Regions from separate parts of the Homo sapiens genome. Here region 1 is linked to region 2. Evidence: read pairs that join two places in POLR2A ChIA-PET (ENCODE). Cell type or tissue: Panc1. All regions are shown on one strand.

What was found. Peaks named below come from ENCODE experiments on the same cell type or tissue, not always from the same donor. Only the 100,000 strongest peaks of a DNase experiment are listed, where the experiment ranks them.
Region 1: POLR2A ChIA-PET joins it to region 2 with 7 read pairs; 5 of 35 experiments call an interaction of 5 or more read pairs at or near these places.

The regions. Positions count from the first base shown.
Region 1 is chr16:69,489,475-69,493,474 of GRCh38, reverse strand. No RefSeq gene overlaps it. Among named protein-coding and RNA genes, the nearest start is that of CYB5B, 67 kb to the right of the region's middle. In Panc1, no CTCF peak of the experiment used is centred here; no DNase peak of the experiment used is centred here; H3K27ac peaks cover 1,054 bases.
Region 2 is chr16:69,645,098-69,649,097 of GRCh38, reverse strand. It overlaps NFAT5 (nuclear factor of activated T cells 5), which reads right to left. Exons shown (of 15, transcript NM_138713.4): 4 at 1,512-2,070. Among named protein-coding and RNA genes, the nearest start is that of SNORD13H, 62 kb to the left of the region's middle. In Panc1, no CTCF peak of the experiment used is centred here; no DNase peak of the experiment used is centred here.

The DNA of each region.
Region 1 (4,000 bases), 160 kb after region 2:
TGCATATCTTTCTATCTTCATTGGGGGAATGTCTACTCAAGTCCTTTGCCTGTTTTTTAATCAGGTTGTTTAATTTTTGATACTGAGTTGTAGGAGATCCTTACATATTCTAGATATGCACCCCTTATCAGACACAGTCATATGTCACTTAATGATGGGGATATGTTCTGAGAAATGAGTCCTTATGCAATTTTGTCGTTGTGCAAACATCACAGAGTGTACTTACACAAACCTAGATGGCATATATATTTTTATTTACATATATATTATGCAAAACCAGGTATCCCAGCACCAGTACTGAATATCAGTCCTTTCCCTTACTGGACCTGCAATGCCAATATCAAGTACCATATATCAGGTTTCTTTTCTTTTTTTTTTTGAGATGGAGTTTTGCTCTTGTCGCCCAGGCTGGAGTGCAGTCGTGCAATCTCGGCTCACTGCAACCTTCGCCTCCAGGTTCAAGTGATTCTCCTGCCTCAGCCTCCTGAGTATCTGGGATTACAGGTGCCCACCACCACGCCTAATTTTTTTTGTATTTTTAGTAGAGACAGGGTTTCACCATGTTGTCCAGGCTGGTCTCGAACTCCAGGCCTCAGGTGATCCACATGCCTCAACCTCCTAAAGTGTTGGGATTACAGGCGTGAGCCACCACACCCGGCCCATATATCAGATGGTTTCAATTTGTGTTCCATTGTAATGTCACGGGACCACCGTTGTTTATTCTGTCATGAACTGAAACTTTTTTTGTATTGTCATGACTGTATGATTTGCAAATATTTTCTCACATTCCAAAGGTTGCCTTTTCACGTTATTAATTGTGTCCTCTGCTGCACAACCACCTTGACAGGTTTGAGGAGTACTGCTCAGGTACATCGTAGGCCCCTCTTTTTGAATTGGTCTGATTTTTTCTCACTATTAGACTGAGCATAGAGTTTGGGGGAGGAAGACCACAGAGGTCAATTGCCATTTCATCCCTTCATATCAAGGGTACATAAAATCCACATGATCTGTGACCTTAATGTTGACCTTGATGGCCTGGCTGAGGTCGAGTCAGGTTTCCCCTTTAAAGTTACTCTTTCTGCCCGCCCCTACCCTGACCCTTTTCCATAGTATGTTTCTCTTTGGAAGGAAGTTGCAGCTTTGGTGGTTTCTCTAAACCAAATACACCCTTATGCACAGTCCCTTTATTAAACTCTTCTCGAATTACCTGCTGGGACCCTGGCTATGATATAAACAGATAACACATTTCATGAAAGTCTTTTTGTGGACATATACTTTTTCTTGGATAAATATCTTAAATTTTTTTTTTTTTTTTAGAAATAGGCTCTCTCTCTGTCACCAGGCTGGAGTACAGTGGCACAGTCATAGCTTACTGCAGACTCCAACTCCTGGGCTCAAGCAATCCTCCTGCCTCGGCCTTCCAAAGTACTAGGATTATAGGCACGAGCCCTCATACCCAGCCTAAATACCAGTAGATATTCTGCCCAGCCTAAATACTGGTGCTTAGCACCTTGTCCTCACTCAAAACTTTTTTGAGGGAGTGTATATTCAGGGCACTTGAGTCTACGCCCCCAGGAAAAAATATAAAATAATAAAAAACCAAAATGTTTGATGAGACTAACTGAGTCACAGAACTAAGAGCTGTTAGGTCAATAAGCGTTTCATAGACTAGAGTACAGCGATTTCCAAAGTTGAGCATGGGCCAGGGATTGTGGCTCACACCTGTAATCTCAGTGCTTTGGGAGGCCGAGGCAGGAGGATCACTTGAGCCCAAGAGGCTGCAGTGAGTCCTAATTGCACCACTGCACTCCAGCCTGGGCAACAAAGCAAGACCCTGCCTCAAAAAATAAAAATAAAAATAAAATACAAACTTGAGCATGTAAGCCAGTGGTAAATGCTGAAAAAACAGAAAGGACATCTGAGGTAGACAGTGATTAAGAATTTTGCAGAAAGGACAGGCTTTGAAGAAGAGCCAATATGTGGGGACAACCAGTAGTAGGCTTCTTCCTGCAAGAGACGAAGACTTCTGGCCGGGCGCGGTGGCTCACGCCTGTAATCCCAGCACTTTGGGAGCTGGATCACCTGAGGTCAGGAGTTTGAGACCATCCTGACCAATATGGTGAAACCCTGTCTCTCCTAAAAATACAAAAAAGTTAGCCAGGCGTGGTGGCGCATGCCTGTAATCCCAGCTACTTGGAAAGCTGAGACATGAGAACTGCTTGAACCCAGGATGTAGAGATTGCAGTGAGCTGAAATTGTGCCACTGCACTCCAGCCTGGGTAACAGAGTGACACTCCGTCTCAAAAAAAAAAAAAAAAAAAAAGAGAAAGACAGACTTCTCTCCCATGCTGGCTGCGCAGGGAGAGTCCTGGAGGGTGTCCCTGCTGATGCCACAGCTGAGGGCCCTGTGAGCAGGGAGGCCCAACTAGAGCAAAGATTATGATGCCCTGGGTTTGTTGTAGTAAGATTTTTCATGATGTTTTATATCTTGTTGAGGAGCATTAATACCCTTTGTTTTTCCCTCTTGAAATCCACTCCTGAATTGCCACACTGCGAGAGTTTGTCCTGGCCAGAAGACAATCACGCAGTATTTTCTCCTTGGCTCTGAAAGATGTTTGTGTGTTGTCGGAAACTAGGTTTTGGCCTCTCACTAGCCAAGCGTGTCTTTGTCTCTAAAGCTCCTTCCAGCTCTGAAATATTACGACACAACAACTATACTTTTCTTCCTACATGTTTTTTCTTATTACAGAAGTATATGTGTTCACCATAGAAAGTTAGAAAATATAAATAAGGGTGCAGAAGAAAATATAAAATCACTTGTAATTTCACCACCCGACGCTAATTCTTTTTTTTTTTTTTTTTTTTTTTGAGATGGAGTCTCGCTCTGTCGCCAGGCTGGAGTGCAGTGGTGCGATCTTGGCTTACTGCAACCTCCACCTCCTGGGTTCAAGGGATTCTCCTGCCTCAGCCTCCCAAGTAGCTGGGACTACAGGCATGCGCCACCACACCCAGCTAATTTTTGTATTTTCAGTACAGACAGGATTTCACCATGTTAGCCAGGATGGTCTCAATCTCTTGACCTCGTGATCCGCCCGCTTCGGCCTCCCAAAGTGCTGGTATTACAGGCATGAGCCACCGTGTCTGGCCACCCGGTGCTAATTCTTATTAATAGTCACTCAATCATTTAACTGATATTTACTGAGTGCTCACCATGGACTGAGCAGCTTGAAATAGATCTTTCTAGGCTATTTATATTTTAGTGAAAGCATCCTGCTTTGTAACCTTCCTTTCACTTATTTTTTTATTTTTTATTTTTGAGACAGGGCCTTGCTATGTCCCCCAGGCTGGGATGCTATCGTGCAATCATGGGTTACTACAATTTCTGCCTCCCCAGGCTCAAGTGATCCTCCCACTTCGGCCTCCTGAGTAGCTGGGACCACAGGTGCTCGCCACTATGCCTGGATAATTTTTTATATTTTTGTAGCGACAGGGTCTCATCATATTGCCTAGGCTCGTCTTAAACTCCTGAGCTCAAGCGATCCTTCTACCTAGGCCTCCCGAAGTGTTGGGATTACAGGCGTGAGCTGGCTGTAACCTGCCTTTCACTTAATAGACAGTATGAACGCATTCCCACATTGGTAAATATTTTCCTACAACGTTCCAGTTTTTTGTGTTAATAAATACTTTCAGAGCTCAATTTTGAGCAAAGTCATAACCATTTCTTTTTTCCTTTAGAGACAGGGTCTTGCTCTGTCACTCAGGCTGGAGTGCAGTGGTGCAGTCATAGCTCACTGTAGCCTCAAACTCCTGGGCTCAAGCAATCCTCTCACCTCAGCCCCCTGAGTAGCTGGGATTACAGGCACGCACCATCACGCCTGGCTAATTTTTGTGTTTTTTGTAGAGACAGGGTCTGTGTTGACCAGGCTAGTCTCAAACTCCTGGCCTCAAGCTATCCTCCCGCCTTGGCCTCCCAGATCACTGGAGTTAAAGATGTGAGCCA
Region 2 (4,000 bases):
TTGATTTTATTAAATGGCAACATTTTAGGAAAGAGTATATCTTATTTTCTTTTAGGTAATTTACTAAACTGGACTTTCTAAAACTGAAAAGCATTTAAATATTCATTTTCATTTAACTACATCACCCTTAAGGAGGTAAAGAAGCGGTGTAGAGTAATTATTGCTTAAAGGGTAGATATTACTTTTTAAAATGTACTGAGGGAGTGCTTAAGGGCAAGTTAAATATATATTAAGAATATTCTCTATAATATTCAACTGAATTTTTAACCAAAAAAAGATCAGTGATGTCATCAAGTAGTAAATCAATCTAAAGCTTCTTGACCACTTTTTGTGTAAAACTGAAATTGTAGGAGATCCTGGGTCCTAGAGAGTTAAATTTTAACAAATTATTTTGAATGTACTATACAAAAATCTAATTTAAAAGTCTAGCAATTAAATATTACAATAAAATTACTAAAGGAATTAAAAGTCATACTAGTCTGCATTATAGCAGTGAATATTCTGTAACATAGCTATTGAACTATATTAGTGGGTAGTGTGACTGGCAGAGATGAAAGAAAACTCAAACATGTACCATGATCCTGTTTCATCACCCTCTAAATAAGTAACCCAGAATCACAGAAAAAAAATGAGTGATTTAAAAAAAATATCGACTCTGTACAATCAATGTATTAGTATCAAAGGAAAAAAGCTTATGATACATGAATCTAAATGATGAGAATCAAACTCTCAATTTAGTTTTTTCTTGTTTTCATCAATTAAAGAGAAAAAAATTAAGTCTAAAATCCTCTAAAAAATGTAAACCATATGAGGACACAATTGGAAAGAGAACATAGCTCTTAGTGACTGTTTGAGTTGTTTTGGATGGAGTCATTACATTGCTAGTTCTTTCGGTTTTTTTTTTGGTGTTTTTTTTTTTTTGAGATGGAGTTTCGCTCTTGTCGCCCAGGCTGGAGTACAGTGGCGTGATGTCGGCTCACTGCAACCTCTGCCTCCTGGGTTCAAGCGATTCCCCTGCCTCAGTTCTCCCAAGTAGCTGGGATTACAGGCACATGCCACAATGCCCGGCTAATTTTTTTTGTATTTTTAGTAGAGATGGGGTTTCACCATGTTGGTCAGGCTGGTCTCGAACTCCTGACCTCAGGTGATCCGCCCGCCTCGGCCTCCCAAAGTGCTGGGATTACAGGTGTGAGCCACCGCACCTGGCTGAGTAAAAGTCCTTTTAAAATATAAATTCATTTGAAATTTATTTCAGAACAGATTATTTTCATTTTCTACTACCTAACTATACTGATAATAAGATATCTATTGCTAGAATCTATGATTATTTTATTTTCTATCTAGTAAAAGTTGGTAATTTTAAGTTAAAATTTTCATGTATTTCAATGATAAAATTAGCACTGTTGCTTTATATGCAAACTTGAGCTCAGCAATTAGGAAAAATTGGGAATTTTTTTTGTTTGTTTGTTTTGCATAATGATGATAGAATTTTAAAAAATGTGAATACCAACCCATTTCCCGCTTTTGAGTTGCCTTTGTTGTCCGTGGTAAGCTGAGAAAGCACATAGTGAGGTGCTTTGGCACTGTCGGCATCAAATATATCCATATTAGATTCTTCACAATCTCGTCGTTTGACCCCCGGCCTCTGCTTTGGATTTCGTTTTCGTGATTTACGAGGTACCTCAGTGTTATCATTGTAGGAACTGGTGCTCATGTTACTGAAGTTGGAGGGGGAATCCTCCATCCACATACTGCAGCTCTGCTCAGATTCCAATCCACACCCCTCATCCTGGCAGGACATCCGACTGTTATCCAGCAAGTCCTCAGGTGGTGGTGAGATGTACAAGACTGTGTGCCTCTTCGGTGTTGATGGATGCTGCTGAACTGTGTTACTGGTTAACTGCTTTTCACTTACCCCTCTGTTACTTACCCCCACGGCTGAGGAGCAGCTCTCCACTTGCATAGCCTTGCTGTCGGTGACTGAGGTAGAATAAATGGTAGGGCTGGAAGAGGTGGTAAAGGAGCTGCAAGCACCGCCCATGGAGGAAGAGGAGGGAGCTGAAGAAGCATCTGCAGTGTACAATTCAAGAGTAAATACACTATACATGTTTTCACCTATGCTGGCTAGCAGTCCCATTGAAAATGTGATTTGTGAACTGATTGTTTTTCCCCAAAATGAATAGTCAGAATTTGGTTATGTTTTAGAATATAAATGCTTCAAGCAATATAAGGCCTAAGAAATGGAATTTTTAAAAATGCCCAAATAGCATTATTTTACTTATGTTACAATCCATAGATTTTTAAAATCTCATTTAACGTTTTAAGCTGTAAAGCAAAAATAAAGCTTTTATTGCCTCAGCTGGACATTCTATTGAATTTTAATCATTTAAAGTAATAAAGAAAACCCCAATATGAAATATATGCTGGTGGTCCACATTCAATGCCAATTAAATAATTCATTATAGAATTTGAAAAGTGGGACTGTGCTTAGCCACAAAATATTAAAATAAGTTTCTAACCTATGAAGCAGAGAACTACAGGTCATTTTTAATGCAGACACTCCCTGCTTCAGAGGCAAATCCTGGAATAAAAATATGAGAAAATAAATGAGAAAAGAGCTGCTGATTATTCCAGATATCAATTATAAAATGAGAAATAAATAGAAAAAATATATAATCAACTGAATTGGAGGCAAAATGGAACTGGTATTGTCACTATGATTTGTTGTAAAATCTAGGAGAATCAAGATGAAAAAGGTATGATTTGGAACATTCTGGGTTGTAGAAGCAAGTTAATCATTGGGTCTCCAGAAGCTGGAAGTGGTAGTTCAAAACCATAAGCTCTAAAATAAATCCATCCTTTATGACATAATGAAAAGCAAAGGAAGAACTGATTAATGGATGGATTTCTCTTAATAAAGTACTTGATTACATGCTTGACAATTGGTTAGAGCTGTCCATTTTCTCTTTTTAAAGGACCTGGTTGATTGTGACTAGTAAGGGAATTTTCCAATGTAAGAACAATGGTAAATTTTACTGGCTGAAATCTAACAGAAAATAGTTAAGCATAAAAATCTCTGGAGAGCATCAGAATTAATATTTTTTATAAAACTATTTATCTGTTATGCCTAGCAAGAAAGATTTAAGTAGATCTTTTCAGCATGTGTGGCAACTGGCAGAATAGCGCACTGAAAATACTATTACTTTAGCCCTTAACAGCATAAACTCAGAGGCGCGTTGATCGCTAAGGTTGGAAGTTGTCATGACTAACATTTTAGATATCATTTTATCTTGTTCACAATATGGAAAGGTTGTCATTACATACACACACAAAAATAAAAATAGGTAATGTGACAAAGATATATTTCAATCTAAAATTAATTTGTATCTATGACCAAGTATGCCACTGTTTTAAAGTGTATGATAAAACTGTATGTGCAGTTATTGGAATTGCAACATACACATCAATTATAATATAAAGAGCAAAATGTAAGAATGTCAATGTTTACATAATTAAAAGCCAAGTGCCAAAGATCTGTTTTTTTCAATTGAAAACATGTATTTAAAATACACCTAAATTATTTGAATGAACTATATCCACCCAGAATTCTTCATTACTGTCAAGGCTAAAAAGCACAGTAATTAATATTAGTCATCAAGAATATGATCTATATAATGCCACATGGAAAGATTTTTCCCAACTACCATAAGTGAAGGAGTCTAAAGAAATTAGATGATACCAGTTCCATTTTCCAGTATGTATCCTTCTCAAATGCAGTAGCTGAAATTGGAAAATTCAGTCACTTTAAACTGCATTCCAATTTAAAGGAAAACTTATCAATTTTGTATCATGCATTAATGCAATGTTTTCTTAGTAAATAAATATTTTTAAAAGTTTGTAAAAACTACGAAATCTATATGCTACTGTCAGTGACAGTTTAGGAGCTGATTTGTAGCCACTTTGAGTTTAAATATAATTTTTTTCCTTGTCTTTTGAAAAA